Linked DNA regions of Homo sapiens: region 1 is linked to region 2. Evidence: read pairs that join two places in POLR2A ChIA-PET (ENCODE). Cell type or tissue: PC-3. All regions are shown on one strand. Each heading gives the region's core, and the rest is flanking DNA. Links, peaks and the distances in the headings are about the cores only. Region 1 has its middle 57 kb from the start of NEUROD2. Region 2 holds the start of MED1 (mediator complex subunit 1).

Region 1 (4,385 bases), core at 141-4,140, 99 kb before region 2:
CAGGCATGGTGGTGCGCACCTATAATCCCAGGTACTTGGGAGGCTGAAGCAGGAGAATCACTAGATCCCAGGAGGCAGAGGTTGCAGTGAGCTGAGATCACGCCACTGCACTCTCCAGCCTGGGCGATAGAGTGAGACTCCATCTCAAAAACAAACAAACAAAAAAGCCTTAGGAGTGGGAGGCAGATCTGACAGGAGTTACAAGAAAGGAGGCTCTGTTCCTTGGAGAAACACCCAGAATATAGACTGAATGCTTTTAGGGCCTTTTAGCCCTAGCTCTAACATGACTGCAATATGTTGGAATAGGGATGGACAAAGGGTGAAAAAGAGGGCTTACAGAAAGCCTGCCACCCTCTCTCCTTCAATGCATGCTCCTTTCCACTGCTGTGTGTTCCAGAGTAGAAACAGCAGCTCTGTAAACAGCAGCCATTTAATAAATCCTACAAACCATACTTGCTCTAAATGTCCTGCCACACATTAGGCAGCCAGCCCCACAGGTGGGACTACAGGTCTCAGTTCCCAAACTTCGCCCTCTGCCTTGTCACCACTTTCAGGTTTTTATCTGCTCTCCCAACAAGAGAATCTTCCTTTCCAGCCCCTTGGCACAGCCTTCCTCCCCTGCTGACACCCCTGGGGCCCTTAGAAGTAGGCACGGGGTCCTAGATAAATTCTTTCCAAACTGTTTTGGAGGGATCTGAGGAGAGCTCTTCTCATCCTGTCTGCAGTTAAGAAGGCAGGCAATGAGACAGCCAAGGAGATGACTCACAGTCTGAAGGAAGGGCTGGGTGAGGCTGGGGGGCACTTAGGCAGATCTTGCTCTTCTCAGGGGATTTGGGGATATAAAATGGGGAAGAGAAGGCAACTCTTGGGTGGGGGAAGGGTGTTGGGGGCCTGGGGAGTGTGATAAAGTTTTTACTGGCACTGCTTTCCAAGCTCTGTGCCTATCCTTGTCCCTAACCTAACTTAGTCTCATGAAGCATGGAACTAAAAATGTTGAATTTTCTGAGGAAGGAGGAGGATGGCAAGAAATGCCACCTTGGCAACCTAGTGGGAGAACCCCCTTTCTCCTTCATTTCTTCCCTCCTAACCCTAGCATGTGAACACTGAAGGAAGCAAGGGGTTGGGGATGGGTACAGCTGGAAACTTGCCCCTTTCTCCAGTGTACATCAACACTACAAGAGTCAGAGGGGTCTAAGAGCTCTAAGGCCATGGCACCACATGAATTCAGGAGCATTTCTAATTCAGCCTTCAGGGCCTTGAATTTAAATTCTATCTCTGTTCTAGGCTTTGCCATGGGACAAGACGTATAAGACTACTCCTTAACACATTTGTTGGCATAAGTTTCTCCAGTGGCTTATTATATTGCAGCAGGGAAATATGTGGTAAGATTTCAAAAAAAAAAGCTCAGCATTTAGTCTTGATTGGGGGATTTGCTTCTTGGTTAAGGAGGTGGGGTAAATAATGCATTTCCTTCCCTGTAGATCTTATAAGACATGGTAAAATTCCATAGGGGTCAGGGGCTGTAGGGGATTTGTGTACTTGGAAGCAAGAAAATGGATAAGATGATCTCTGGAACAAGCTGTATAGAGGAAATGTCCCCCTAATAGTGCTCCATAGAAGCTGAACCTGTCCATGACTCCCCTAAGTTGCTTCTAAGACAGGGGATAGAAACTTGAGACTTCAAGCAATGGAGAATAATATCCTGCATACCTTCTTCCCTTGACTTTCCTCCCCCAACACCTACCTACCTTTCCTTTTCCTGTGTTCCCAGAAATTCTCCAAATCCAGGAACACAAAGCAATACCAGGACAGGATTCAAATGATTTCCCCTCTCTGGGTCTTGTTTTTCACATCTGTAAAATGAAGGGGTGGGGCAAGATGAGCTCCAAGTTCCCTTTTTTTTTTTTTTTTTTTGAGACAGAGTCTTGCTCTGTTGCCCAGGCTAATTCTCCTACCTTAGCCTCCCAAGTAGGTGGGATTACAGGCACACATCACCATGCCCAGATAATTTTTTTGTATTTTTTGGTAGAGATGGCGTTTCACCATGTTGGCCAGGCTGGTCTCGAACTCCTGGCCTCAAGTGATCCACCTGCTTCGGCCTCCCAAAGTGCTGGGATTATAGGCGTGAGCCACCGCACCTGGCCAAGTTCCCTTTCTTGCAAAAGCAAGGTTCTACGATTCATACCCCAAAAGGCACCAGGCCTCATTTGCATGCCATTTTGCATGTAATCTCCATGGCACTTATTTTATGTCAAAACATACAGAAATACCTCTGAACCCTGCCCTTCTCCTCCGTCTCTCCATAGTCTCTGGTTCTATGGTCCATAGCTCTTGTCTTCTCTCTACAAGGACCTCAAAGCTCTGTCCCCACCTTCCTTTCACAATTTTACAGCACTCCCTGGGACAAGCCCAACCAGACAAAACCCCAGGAGCAAGAAAACAGCCTCACCTTATATTCTGGCTGTGATTTTGGGCTCCAGACCTGAGTCAACCAGTATAGTTCCAATCCGTTTGGAGGTCCTGGCAGTTGGGGGGAAATCCTGGCACCTCTCCCCAGTGCCTCCCTTCCTCCACCTCGCTATTCTCCATGCCAGAACGCAAAGTGGCCAGTGATTGATGGGCCTGGGTTCCCGGTAACCGCACCCAGTGGCCCAATCCTCCTCCCTTACCCAATCCCTCCCCTGTCCCTATTCAGATATCAGATTGTCTCATGTTGGTCCCTGAGGTCCCATTAATTAAAAATACATCCAATTAAATGGCAGGTGAAAACGTGCTATTGGAGCTCTATACCCCCCTGCCCCAGCTTGGTCTCTCCACCCCCTCAACCCCCCTTTTAAGGCTCAGCTGTGCTTTGAGCTGAGAGAGAGAGAGAGAGAGAGACAGAGAGAGAGAGAGAGAGAGAAAGCATGAGGGAGAGAGTAGAGGAAGACATGGGGCAGGGTATGATGGGGGGGTTATTTGATCCTCTGCCAGGGTAGCATGTGCCAGCCTGGGAGGGTGGCACCATGCCCTAGTGTCTAATTTCTGGAGGTGTTGAGTAGGTTCAGTCAGCTGGGTACCCATTTCCATTTCCCTTAAAGGGGCAGAGGGCAGTCAGAGGGCATGGCTAGCTATAATGCCTTCCTTTTGGGCTTTGTGGATGAAGGGCAAAAGTGTAGATGGCAGAGGGGCCTTATAGGGGGACATGTAAAAATCAGGGATTGGGAGAGTCTGAGGCCTCCATTCTTGGCATATCACTGCTCTTCCCCAAACTGGGAAGACTATAACGAGGAGCAGGCTGGGACCCAGGTGGCAGGGCATGGCGATGCTCCCAAGCCTGGCTGTGCCTACCCCTGCCCACAGGAAAGCTGAGAGAAGAATGGAGAGAGGGAGGAAGGAGCCATAACTTCGGTGGGAGCAGATGGGTCAGATAGGATAAAATATGCAGAGAGAGATGTTCATGTGGGCACCATGTCCCCTAGCACTTCATAGGTAAAGGACCTGAAAGGACCCGTCCTGTTTATCTTTTCTTCAAGCAAAAAGAAGAAGCAGAGCTGTAGCGTGAAGTCACCTTGGCCTGGCTGCCTGGCAGGCAGTGAATAGGGTATCTCCCTTGATGAGCACTGACCGCTCTCCTCCTCCATACTTACGGTGTCCCTAGCATTTTAGGTAAGGCATTTGCCCCCTTCCACCCCTCTGCAAAGCCCTCTGGCCCCAAGCGATACAAAACTAATGGGCACTGAAAGCTGTTGGGAGAGGAGCTGGGAAAGTAGGGGTGACTAAGGGTGACACTCAGAATCCAGGCAAGAGTGGGGGTTTTGCCAACCCAGGGCCCCCGTCTGGCCTCCTTGGCAGCCTCAGCACCTCCTCACTTCACTTTAACGCTAATTGGAGATTTTAATCTGCACTGCTGCTCTGCTCGGGGTGCTGGGGGGAGCGCCAGCTGTGCAGTAATTCCAGCAGCACCGACTGTTTAATCAAGCTGTCCTCCTGGGGAGGGGCCCTCAGGCATGGGGGTAGGAAGGAGGAGGAGAACCTCTGTCATGTCCCTTAGCCTGTTCAGCCTGGAAGGGCTTCATGGAGATGGAGGGTCAATTGTGGAGTCCTCAGTCCCATAGAGGCCCCAGGGCCATTTGGCACCCCTAGCAGAAACACTGCCTGATACAGGGTGGGTATGAGGCTCATGGCCCAAAGCAGCCCACACTCCTATCCAGCTTTCTGACACCATTTTTGGCTCAGGGCCCTGGAATGTCCTGGGGTGTATTCCAGCCACTGAGGCTGCAAACATCCACTAGACCATCTTGAATTCTATAGGTTTGTGCTGGAGTAGGTGACGGGGAGACTAACTCTCCCAGGCTTCAGTCACCCCTAACACTTTCTCACTAACAAAACACTTTTCTTAGAAC
Region 2 (4,385 bases), core at 270-4,269:
AATCTACTAAAACAAGTCAGAAAGTTTCCATTTAGGCTGTACACAAGAAGAAATATTTAACTAAAGTTTCAATAGCTCTTTTTCCCCAACAAACCAATTTGTTAGTTTAGATTTTAGGTTTAGAGTCCTCTGGGCCGGGCACAGTGGCTCATGCCTGTAATCGTAACACTTTGGGAGGCCAACGTGGGTGGATTGCCTGAGCTCAAGTTCGAGACCAGCCTGGGCAACATAGTGAAACTCTGTCTCTACTAAAATACAAAAAAATTAGCTGGGTGGTGTGGCATACACCTGTAGTCCCAGCTACTTGGGAGGCTGAGGCAGAAGAATTGCTTGAACCCAGGAGGCGGGGGTTGCAGTGAGCCGAGATTGTGCCACTGCACTCCAGCCTTGGCGACAGAGCGAGACACTGTCTCAAAAAAAAAAAAAAAAAAAAAAAAAAAAAAAGAGTCCTTTGGCGCCTCCTTCAAAGCTTAGTCACTTACAATTTGCCCATTGTACCCATTTTCCTATGTATACTGTTCCTATATGTACCTTGAATACTTTTCTTGTTTAATGACATGGCTTTCTTTTTTTTTTTCAGACTCCGTCTTGCTCTTATTGCCCAGACTGGAGTGCGATGACACGATCTTGGCTCACTGCAACCTCCACTTCCCGGATTGAAGCGATTCTCCTGCCTCAGCCTCCCCAGTAGCTGGGATTACAGGCATGTGTCACCACACCCGGCTAATTTTTTGTATTTTTAGTAGAAATGGGGTTTCACCATTTTGGCCAGGCTGGTCTCGACCTCCTGATCTCAAGTACCTGCCTCAGCCTCCCAAAGGACATTGCTCTCTTATCTTCTAGAGTAGAACTTTTCCAATGGTGTCTCTCATCTGCATTTTCAGATGACAAATGATAACTTCTCATTCCATTCTGTAACCAGAAGTTAGTAAAGTTTATTTATAAGCTTTATAAAGTTAAAAATTTCCTAGCAACACTTAGTACAGACTTTTTTTTTTATTTGTATAGAGTTTCCATGATAAAGTGTAGTTGGGTATCTGGCATTGGTACTTAGGGCATAATAATTAATGAAAAAATTTTGAGCCCCTATGATTATAGTGACCAATCATATTTTCGGAACTCTAAATAAGATTAGCCTATCAAGCGCTAGGGTTGTGTTTTCATGTTTGTTTATTTGTCTGAGACAGAGTCTTGCTCTGCCACCCAGGCTGGAGTGCAGTAGCATGATCTCGGCTCACTGCAACCTCTGCCTCCCAGGTTCAAGCGCTTCTCCTGCTTCAGCCTCCTGAGTAGCTCCGCGACCAGCCGTGTTTTCATGTTTGTATTAGCAGCTCCAAATATACACATATTAGGACTCCACAGATGCTTACTAAGTGAAGAACACTTAGTTTGAGGATAGTAAAGGATACAGTTTTTTCTTTTTGAGACAGTCTCACTCTGTCACCCAGGTTGGAGTGCAGTGACGCGATCTCTGCTCACTGCAACTTTCGCTTCACGGGTTCCAGAGATTCTCCTGCTTCAGCCTCCCGAGTAGCTGGGATTACAGGAGCGCACCACCACACCTGGCTAATTTTTGTATTTTTCGTAGAGACGGAGTTTTACCATGTTAGCCAGGCTGGTCTCAAACTCCTGACCTGATGATCCACCTACCTTGGCCTCCCAAAGTGCTGGGATTACAGGCATGAGCCACTGCGCCTAGCCAGAAATAGTTTTGAAACTAAAAAAATGAGAAAAGGGGAATTAACTGTGCTATAGGCTCGCTTTGAACGTCATGTTACAATGCGCCACTATCTTTCTTAGGATGTAATTATTGCATCTAGTATCTCAGGTTAAACTTATCTTTCATAAGACACTCCTGATACCAATAGCCTTTGAAAATCTAGTCATGGCCGGGTGTGGTGGCTCATGCCTGTAATCCCAGCACTTTGGGAGGCCGAGGCGGGCGGACAGCGAGGTCAGGAGTTCGAGACCAGCCTGGCCAACACGGCGAAACCCCGTCTCTACTAAAAATAGCTGGGCGTGGTGGCGGGTGCCTGTAATCCCAGCTACTCGGGAGGCTGAGGCAGGAGAATCGCTTGAACCCGGGAGGCGGAGGTTGCAGTGAGCCGACATCGTGCCATTGCACTCCAGCCTGGGCGACAAGAGCAAGACTCCATCTCAAAAAAAAAAAAAAAAAAATTAAAAAAAAAAGAAAAGCTAGTCTTTCAGTACAGGGATCTGGAGATTTTAATTTGCGAGCTGTTTAACTGCTAAAATAAAAAAAAAATGGCGGTTTCCGCAGGGGAGCCGAAAGCTACCGGCCGGCAGGTTTAATATCCAGCGGCGCGAGGCCTGAGACAGCTCAGATCAAAGGGAAGACTGCGCTGAAAGAAATCTCGCGAGGCCGACGCATTGACCAATATTCGCGAGATTTCGATGCCCTGTCCTCTTCCTCTCTCTGGCAGGACCACGGTTTATCTCGCGAATTTTGGGAAGTTCCGTTGGGGAAGATGGCGGCGGCCTCGAGCACCCTTCTCTTCTTGCCGCCGGGGACTTCAGATTGATCCTTCCCGGGAAGAGTAGGGACTGCTGGTGCCCTGCGTCCCGGGATCCCGAGCCAACTTGTTTCCTCCGTTAGTGGTGGGGAAGGGCTTATCCTTTTGTGGCGGATCTAGCTTCTCCTCGCCTTCAGGATGAAAGCTCAGGGGGAAACCGAGGGTAAGTGACTGTAGGGGAAAGGAGGGGGCGGGACACAACTGGGGGAGCCAGTTTGTGAGAGGAGGTTCTTGCAGATGTCCCATGGGGGCCACTTTAGGGGCATAGAGTCCAGGAGAGGGAATGTGTATTAGTTTTAGATTGTCACTATACCCTCCTTGGTGATTATAGAGCTTCGACTTTAGGGCGATGGGGACTCTCAACTTCTGTGAAGATTTCATGCTCGACTAGGGCACTTTTGGCCTAAAGTGGTGGGAGACGGGGCAAATGAATACAAAATCAGCTTACATCTCGTTCCAGAAGAGACGCCTGAATAAATTTAGGGCTGTGTGTAAACGTACTGGAGACTATTTTGGCATCAATGAAATGATTAGGTCCTTATATTTATTAGCAGCCAGCAGTTCTCTACAATGTCAAGTGTTCAGATCCTGTGCCATTGTGTATTTTTAAAGTGCGCTGAATTTCGTTCTTTTATTGACCGAACTACGAACTGCAGAAAAACAACTTTTCTGTGGAACTTTACTAAGATTTTCTAAAGTTCCACACTCCGGCTAAGATGCTGCCTTAGCATTTTGGGCATAGTTCTGTTGATACAGTGAACTGTGTTATTGTTTATCTTCTCCAGTTTCCTCTGAGCTTTGCAGATTAGAGTCCTTGCCTGATTATTTTTGTATAGTTTCTGGCACGTAATAGTCGCTCAAAAAGTGTTGGAGCATCGAAGTACAGATATTTATCAGCAGGTTTCTCAAGAAAAACAAAGAGTGTGTTTTGGAGCAGAGGTCGAAAGGTGAGGCCGGGAGCAGTGACTCACACCTGTAATCCCAGCGCTTTGGGAGGCTGCGGCTGGAGGATCCCTGGAGCCCAGGAGTTCGCGACCAGCCTGGGCAACATACTGAGGCCCTGTCTCTACAAAAAAAATAAAAAAATTGCCGGGCACTGTGGCTCACGCGTGTAATCCCAGCACTTTGGGAGGTTGAGGCGGGTGGATCACCTGAGGTTGGGAGATCGAGACCAGCCTGACCAACATGGAGAAAACCCGTCTCTACTAGAAATACAAAATTAGCCGGGCGTGGTGGTGAATGCCTGTAATCCCAGCTACCTGGGAGGCTGAGGTGGGAGGATTGCTTCAACCCAGGAGGTGGAGGTTGTGGTGAGCCAAGACTGCGCCATTGCATTCCTACCTGGGCTACAAGAGCGAAACTTCGTCTCAAAAAAAAAAAAAAAAAAAAAAGGCCGGGTGTGGTGGCTCACTCCTGTAATCCCAGCACTTTGGGAGGCTGAGGTGGGCGGATCACCTGAGGTTAGGAGTTCAAGACCAGACTGGCTAACATGGTGAAACCCTTTCTCTACTAAAAATACAAAATTAGCCAGGCACAGTGGCATGCCTGCAATCCCAGCTACTTGGTAGGCTGAGGCAGGAGAATCACCCAAACCCGGGAGGTGGAGGTTGCAGTGAGCCAAGATAGTGCCACTGGACTCCAGTCTGGGCAACAAGAGCAAAACTCCGTCTCAAAAAAAAAAAAAAAGAAAAAAAATTGAAAATAAATAAAATAAAAAATTAGCTCCAGGTAGTGGCTCAAGGCTGTAATCCCAGCACCTTGGGAGGCCGAAGCGGGCGAATCACTTGAGCCCACAAGTTGGAGACCAGCCTAGACAACCTGGCAAAAGCCTGTCTCTACAACAGATACAAA

Evidence for each region. Peaks named below come from ENCODE experiments on the same cell type or tissue, not always from the same donor. Only the 100,000 strongest peaks of a DNase experiment are listed, where the experiment ranks them.
Region 1: POLR2A ChIA-PET joins it to region 2 with 14 read pairs; 4 of 35 experiments call an interaction of 5 or more read pairs at or near these places.

Annotation. Positions count from the first base shown.
Region 1 is chr17:39,548,506-39,552,890 of GRCh38, reverse strand. It overlaps a transcript of CDK12 not described here. Among named protein-coding and RNA genes, the nearest start is that of NEUROD2, 57 kb to the left of the region's middle. In PC-3, for the core only: no CTCF peak of the experiment used is centred there; no DNase peak of the experiment used is centred there.
Region 2 is chr17:39,449,350-39,453,734 of GRCh38, reverse strand. It overlaps MED1 (mediator complex subunit 1), which reads left to right and starts at 2,472. Exons shown (of 17, transcript NM_004774.4): 1 at 2,472-2,697. The coding sequence starts at 2,673. In PC-3, for the core only: no CTCF peak of the experiment used is centred there; a DNase peak (open chromatin) is centred at 2,404; H3K4me3 peaks cover 2,085 bases; H3K27ac peaks cover 1,120 bases.